Linked DNA regions of Homo sapiens: region 1 is linked to region 2. A link is an interaction called in ENCODE POLR2A ChIA-PET data of the cell type or tissue named here. Cell type or tissue: PC-9. All regions are shown on one strand.

Region 1 (4,000 bases), 55 kb before region 2:
CTACCTAAAACTGTGTACTGAATGCTACTAGATGGGAAAAGGGGGAATAAGGCATTGTTGAGAAAACACAAGAAAGGAGAGGCAGGCTCAGGATTAGCAGAGCGGGAGAAGGGGCACTAGCCTTTGTTGAGAGAAAAAGAGTAATTTTTTTAATTCCTTGGATGGTGATGGGGACAAGGATGAGTCTGAGAGGGATCTAATAAGGGTGAAAGGTCTAAGGTCATTTGCGCCTTGCCTCACCTAAACAACCGTCTTCAATCCTGCCACAGAAATGTATCCTTGCTGAGCCCACCACTTTTGCAAGCAGAAAACCACTAGAGTCCACTTGTGCAGGCTGAAGGGCAAGGAGTGGAGTGGAGACACTCACCTTATCCCAGAATCCCAAAGCCATGAACACTGGCTATAAGATTCTTGAGCCCTTGCATCCTCAGTGGTGAAACAGCCTCCTCTAACTCATGAAGACTAAATTCTACCTGAGCTTAAACTCCAATCTGCTCAGGGGAAGGCGAGAGAAGACAGAAGAAAAGGGGCTACTTCAAACCTTTCACTGCCACCAAACCCCAAATCCTAAATGGAATGTTCACCCTCCCCTCTAGTTTGCTTCCTCTCTTTGCCAACATTTGATGTCCCACTGATGGCATTTCTTGCAAATGCTACCTTCTCCAGGAAGCCTTGCTTCTAGCCAAAGTGAATAGCACTCCTCTTGGTATGTCTGCAGCGCGTCTCCTGTATCTCCATGACAGCGCTTAGTTCCTTGTACATTAGTTCCTTGTTCCTTTCTTCCCATGGCTACTTCTGAATCTCCTTAATAAAGCAGAGTTTGTGTCTTGTCCATGACCAGCGCCAAGTATATGACAAGTATTCATTCAGTGTCAGCTAAATCAGAATCCCTGAATCTCATTTGGTACAGCTTCAACCAGAACATTTGCAACCTGATATCATGACACGTTAACCAGGCTGGTACTGCCAAAGCCCAAGCCTTAGAGCAGAGAATCTACTGCTTAAGCCTATCTTATTAGATTTAAACCTCAAGATTCTCAGGTCCTTGTCATGCTCTTATTTGAATATCTTAAAGTTTGTTTCCACTTTAAGTCATTTTTCCCCCAGTTATTCCCCTGTAATGTAACCGCTGTGCTATGCATGCTCTGCTCTTAATTTTTCTCTACTTCGGTTGCCCTCAAATGAGCTCTGGCTGTTTTTCCAAGTGAAATTGAATAAGAGCTTCCAGCCATGAGAATTTATGAACTAGCTTAATAGTTTTAACTGTCCATTTCATTTTTCTACTTTAGCTGGATAGCACACTTGGTAGGTTTCTTAACTGTGTTTAACAAGGCAGAAAAGTGCAAAGATTAAAATAATTGGGAGTCAGGAGTCCAGGGTTTGTGGCCTGGGTTCATCATTAATGTGCCGTGTGACTTTATGCACATTTTTCTGAGAGGTTGGGCCAGTCATAAGGTTTCTCTCAGCAAGGAATATATGATGCTCCAAACCCAGAGTTCCATGAGGCATCACTAGAAGTTCTGAGAAATTAAATGTGCTTATGGCAGTCATGCTTAACAATGTGAAACTACACTTTCTTCCAGCAATTCACTGGAGGTAGAGTTCCTGGCACAGGGGCTGCAATGGAAAATTTAAAAGCTTCAAAATGTTTAGAAACTCTTGTTTAGTGGGTAGAAGCCTCCACATTACAACTGGGCCTTAGTGTATCCAAACAGAAACCTGTATTTGAAGCCAAAATGCCCATTATTACTCTATTAAAAATTTGTCTGTTTCCTCATATAGGCTTACTAAGAATACCTAATTCATAGGGTTGGTGTGAGATTTCAGGTACCCAATACATGCAGCGTGTTTGGAACAGTCATTGACACAGTAAACAGTATACAAATGTTTTCTATTATTTGCTTTTTTTTGTTAATATCATTGCCTCAGGAATTAAACACTCTGGAGGGAAGAACAGTTTTATGTCAGGATAACACCATATTCTTCAACAGACAAACAAGGCTGGTAGTTAACATAGAACAGAACTCTTGGCACTTGTTTGACAGACAAAAACCAAAAGCGAATGGCCCATCACTGTGTGAATGGTCTTCCGCAAGTTCCTTCATACCTGCTCTTACCTTTCTCGGTCTTGAGTTTCCAAGTAAGTCACCTGGGGACAAACCTACTTGATTCAAAAGGCACTGAGGATATTTAGATTGCTTTAAAAACTATTTTGGATTATCCTTTAGACTGATGATAATGAAACCAGGCTGTATCTTTAAGAAAGGTAATACTCCTTATGCAAACTTAGATCTACCTAACCTTTGCCACTGCAACTCACAAGTAAATCAAACAACTTTTCAGAAACATCACATCTCATCATACCTGGAGGATTTAATCACTGGTCAAAGGTAAAGTCAACAGAAAAGACTGAAGATGACTCCAAGCAAAGCCTCCAACACGATAGCAGGTCACTATTCAAAGAAAAGTACTGTCATATTCACATTTTTGATTGTATTATTCCATCACTTTGTGATAATAAATATAATGTCATTTCTTCTGAGACCATCACTGGAATGCAGCAAGCATTCAAATATTTATTCAAATATTTATTGTTGAATAAATGAATGGTAGTAAGACTACTGACATTTAAGAGGTGTGAATGGGTACAAGGACTTGAAGGGGCTAGTGCTGTATTTCACTACAGATAGAGAGGAGATTGGTTTTTAATTTGCTTGTGATTCCTCAGCTCGTGTGCAGCTTTACTTCCTGATTTCCTTTCTGCAGCAACTCTATCTGCAAATAGTTCTGCACTGGTTCAGAATTGCAAAGATACACTGATGATAATACATGTCACTGAAGCCATAAGAACATTGCCTCTGGAGCTAGGTGGACTGGGTTCTTGATCCCGGCTCCTCTTGATTATTTACTGACTAGAAACAGAGAACTCGCCATTTGTAAAATGGGACAATAATAGTATCCACCTTGTAGAAGTGTTGTGAAGATTAACTGAAATAGTATCTGTCAAGTACTTAAGCTCCTAGTAAGTGCCTGACGGATGTCAACTATTATTTTATTCTTATTAAAAGAAGTTACAAGTTCCGAAAATGTAATGTCATAAAAAACAAAGAAAGGTTGAGAATATGTTCCAAATGAAAAAAAAACACTTGATAACTGAGTGCAATAGGTGATCCTAGAGTGGATCCTATACTGAAGCAAAAATGCTGTAAAGGACAGTATCAGTCAATCAATAGCACTGTTAACAATATTTGAATCTACTGTCTGTTATCCAATGTTAAATATACTGAAGTTGAAATGTACTGTGGTTTTGTATTTAGGAATAAAGGGCCATGACATATACAACTTTTTCTCAAATGATTCAAATGCAAGAGAGAAAAAATAATAAAGCACATAGAGCAAAATGTTAATAGGTGAATCTGAGAAAAAGGTAGACAACATGGTATTCCTTATACTATTCTCACGACTTTATCTGTAAGTTTGAAAGTATTTCCAAATAGAAGGTTAAAAGAGAAGATGACAGGCTGAACTGAAACTTCAAGATTCAAATTCAGAACAGTCCAACCTCTTGCAGTTTTGAAATTCTGATTGTGCCCACTGCTGTGATAGCTTAAATACCACTCTATTACAAGAACTCTTCTAGACAGTCAAACTTGTCCTGATGTCCTTCTTGAACAGTGCCTAAAGAATAAAACAGGAAATAGGCCAGAGCCCTCCAGAAAAGGCAAAATAGATAATCCTTTTTAAGAGTTCATCCCTAGGTGGGTTCCCTTTTCCTAAGTCACTGGGCCATGGTTTACAACCCTCTGTGATCTTAACTCTGCCCACCTTATTCTGCAGTGTTCTCCCACTAACCCTTCATGATCTTCTTTGCGTTCCTCAGACATGCCAAACTTCCTATTTCGGGGCACTCATACCTGCTGTTCTCTGCCCCTGAAATGTTCCTCTCCCTGATCTCCTTGTGGTTGGCTCCCTATTGTCATTCAGATTTGAAATTTAATGT
Region 2 (4,000 bases):
GACATTTGAATTGAGGAAGGGAAGGAGGCCCCATGTGGATACCTGGTGGGGCAAAGGCCAGGAACAAAATTATAAAGGCCCCCAGGTAGCAACATGCCTGGCATGTGAGGAGCAAAAAGGAGGCTAGTGTGGCTAGATGAAAGCGGGGAGTAACAGTGGATGAGATCAGAGACACAGCAGGGGGCAGAACATGGGGACCAGGTCATTGTAAAAACTCTGGCCTTTACTCTCACTGACTTGGAAAGTCATCAGAGGGTTTTGGAAAGAGGTGTAACATGATCTGACTTATATTCTAATGGAGTCACTCTGGCTTTTGTGCTGAAAACACAAGACAGGGCCACAAGTACTTAAGCAGAGAGGCCAGTCTTTAGCTTATTTCAGTAACGCAAGCGTGAGCTGCTGGTGGCTGGAATCAATGGAATAGCTGTGGAGGTCATGAGAAATGGGAGATGCTGGATATATTTTGGAGATAAAGCCAGCAGGATTTGCTAATATATTGCACTGAATATGGAACAGGAGTGAGAGAAAGAGACAAGACAAGGATGATTCCTGAGCAGCTGAACAGATGGAACTGGCATGTGCTGGGATGTGGAAGACTGTGAGCAGATGTGGAGGAGAAAATCAATTTTATGCTCATATTATGCCTGTAAAGTAGGTACTATGGTTATCTTCCATAACAACTGGGACTCACTAAGGTGAAGTATTTTGCTCAAGGTCACGTAAGTGGCAAGAACCAAGATTTGAACTAGCTCTCCCTGATTCTACAGAATATAACCCTATAACAAAGCCAAGTTCACAGAAACTCTGGTCTTGGCTTCCTTAGACCCAGGTTCCAACCAACCTCTCAGCTGCAAGGGCTTTACCATTGACCATCAAGGGTTATACTGATGGCTCCCACTCAAACTAAACAAGGTCCCTCTTTTCTACAGGAGTGAAACTTGTGCACAGGAAGGCTTCCCTTCCTCCAGAGAGAACACTGGAGGCCACTCACCTTCCAGACCACCAAATTTAACATCACTCATGCCAGCTGGAGGAGGCCCCAGATCCCTCTGGCCAGTGAAGTTTTGGTTGGTGAGTGAAATTCGAACTCATTAACTTGAAAATGAATGAGCTTCAGTGACTGTTAAGGCACCTCGGACTGAGATGTCTGATTTCCATTCCAACTCTGGGTGCGAAGCTTTCTCCATCCTTAGCCACCCAGTGATCACTATTTACCCATTTCAGCACTGGCTGGGCCTGCTAGGATTGTAAGCAGCTAAATGGTGCCTAACAGCACGGGCTCTGGTCAGTCCACCTGGGTTCAAATCCTGGTTCTATCACTTAATAGCTGCAGGAACTAGGACAGGTTTCTTAACTGTTCTATGCTTCTCTTCTGTTTTATCATCTGTAAAACGTGGAGAAGAGTAAGTCCTTCATAGGGTTGTTGTGAAGTTTAAAAGATATAATGGGTGCACCACAATCTCAGAAATCACCACTAAAGAACTTAGTGATAACCAAACACCACCTGTTACCCAAAAACCTATGGAAATAAAAAATAAAAAATATATGCAGAGTGCTTAGTACAATGACCACACATAAGCAAGACCCAACAAAAGTTTGCTATTAATTTTAATATTATTTTATTAGGCTTTTATTTTGTGCCGGGAGCAGTTGCTCACGCCTGTAATGCCAGCACTTTGGAAGGCTGATGCAGGAGGATCACATGAGGCCAGGAGTTCAAGACCAGCCTGGCTAACATGGTGTAACCCCATCTCTATTAAAAATACAAAAAATTGAGCCGGGTGTGGTGGCACAGGCCTGTAATCTCAGCTACTCAGGAGGCTGAGGCAGGAGAATCACTTGAACCCAGAAGGCAGAGGTTGCAGTGAGCTGAGATCGTGCCATTGCACTCCAGCCTGGGTGACAGAGCGAGACCCTGTCTCCAAAAAGAAAACAAAAAACAAAAAACCCCAAAAAGACTTTATTTTGTGCTCATTGTAGTGGTCATCATTCTTGTCGAGACTTCACTGCTTTGTGTATAGCATCAAACTGTGCCCCACAGAAAGGGATACAAGTAAATAATTGTTTAGCACCCTGTAGTTTACAAAATATTTTCATGGGCATTATCAACTGATACCACCTGAGGATATGGATGTGTTAGCCAAAATTTAAAGGAGGGTGTAGCGTTAGCTCATATCATACAGTCAATTTAATGAAGTGGCATCAAAATGTAAAACCATTTCATGTTCACAATATGAACAGTAGGCCTTCCTTATCCCGTCCCCCATGCCATCTCTGGGTCTTACCCATCCCTCAAGTTCACATTAGAAGGGCAGGGATGCTACTGAGCACTTATCTTAGGACTGCAAAAACAAGTAGAAATGTGTTTATGCATTCATTTATTGATTGCGACAGAGCAAGACCATCCCTACTATCACCATTGTCATCATCACCATCACCATTTCTATCATAATCACCACCATCATCCTCCTCCTCCTCATCATGTCCAGTGTAAGCTGGAGTGTAGTGGCGTGATCTCGGCTTACTGCAACCTCCGCCTCCTGGATTCAAGCGATTCTCCTGCTTCTGCCTCCCGAGTAGCTGGAATTACAGGTGTGTGCCACCACACCCAGCTAATGTTTTGTATTTTTAGTAGAGGCGGGGTTTCTCCATGTTGGCCAGGCTGATCTCGAACTCCTGACCTCAGGTGATCCACCTCTCTCAGCGTCCCGAAGTGCTGGAATTACAGGTGTGAGCCACTGTGCTTGGTCTATTTTTAAAGTAGTATCAAAATGTGCCCACATGAAAATGTCACATACTCATTCCTCAACCAAGAGGTGCCCCAGCTGGGCCCTTCCTCTTCTGCATGGACTTACAATATCTGGAGGTAGGCAGCTCCTGAGGATGTGCACCCCTGAGGCTGGGAAAGGTGGTCCTAGCTCTCCAGAGTCAAACTATAAAGAATGGCCCCCATCCCTAACACGTACTCAATTTGCAGGGCATCCAGGCTCATGCCTTGGCCACTGGGGGCCTTGCCAACCTGGAACAGACAAGAGGCAATCAACATTAACAGAGGCTTTCTATTTAGGCATTCTAACCAACATGCAAAAAGCCAAGAGGGCTGCAGGCTTACAAAGCTTGACCTTATAATTTATGGTGCATGTGGTATGAGGGAGTTCTGAGGCATTTTTACACAAGCTGGATGAAAGGATGAGATGTCTCCAGCTCCCCCTCTTCTCCGCCCACATTCCTGACCATCCAACACACTTTAGCAAGGAAAAGGGATAGAGGAAACAAAACTAGGAGGAAAAGCAGAAGAGAAACTCCTCTAGATTCATGCTGTGCTCAGAAACTGGGGTAGGAGAATGGAAGTCTCCAGGAAGAGCTGTTGATCCCTTCCTGCTCTGGAAGATGCACTTCTATGACTGCCCACCAGCCTCCTCCTCTGGGTGTAACCGAACACCATGGTGGAGCCACACTTCAGAGAAACACACTGCTTGCTTTTAACGTTAAACACATCCTAGCCTGTGGTTTGTGAGCCACATATGGTCCTGGGAGCCCCACGAAATAATGATGAAAGAAAATCGTTGAAATCTGGACACAGAAGCTCTCTGAAGCTATACTTTTCCTCAGTGACTCTGCAAATTGTATTAGCTGTCCAATATTCACTGAGCATTGCCATATGCCCAGTATCATATGGTGTCTCTTGTCTAATCCGCATAACAGCAAGGTTGTTCTTTTTTTTTGGGTGGAGTGCAATGGTGAACAGGGCTCACTGCAGCCTTGACTTTCCAGGCCCAAGTGATCCTCTCACCTCAGCTCCCCAAGTAGCTGGGACTACAGTCACACTCCACCATGCCTGGATAATTTTTTTTTGTATTTTTTGTAGGGACAGGGTTTTGCCTTGTTGCCCAGGCTTGTTTTGAACTCTTGGGCTCAAGCAGTCCATCTGCCTCGGCCTCCCCAAGTACTGGGATTATAGGTGTGAGCCACCACACCTGGCCTAGTGAGGTAGCAATTA

The links. ChIA-PET counts read pairs that join two places held together with the same protein. Peaks named below come from ENCODE experiments on the same cell type or tissue, not always from the same donor. Only the 100,000 strongest peaks of a DNase experiment are listed, where the experiment ranks them.
Region 1: POLR2A ChIA-PET joins it to region 2 with 8 read pairs; 18 of 35 experiments call an interaction of 5 or more read pairs at or near these places.

The regions. Positions count from the first base shown.
Region 1 is chr12:106,305,735-106,309,734 of GRCh38, reverse strand. All of the region lies in intron 1 of TCP11L2 (t-complex 11 like 2), which reads right to left. Among named protein-coding and RNA genes, the nearest start is that of TCP11L2, 5.0 kb to the right of the region's middle. In PC-9, no CTCF peak of the experiment used is centred here; a DNase peak (open chromatin) is centred at 2,354.
Region 2 is chr12:106,251,149-106,255,148 of GRCh38, reverse strand. It overlaps LOC124903008 (a long non-coding RNA gene), which reads right to left. Exons shown (of 2, transcript XR_007063443.1): 2 at 2,362-4,000. Among named protein-coding and RNA genes, the nearest start is that of CKAP4, 5.1 kb to the right of the region's middle. In PC-9, no CTCF peak of the experiment used is centred here; no DNase peak of the experiment used is centred here.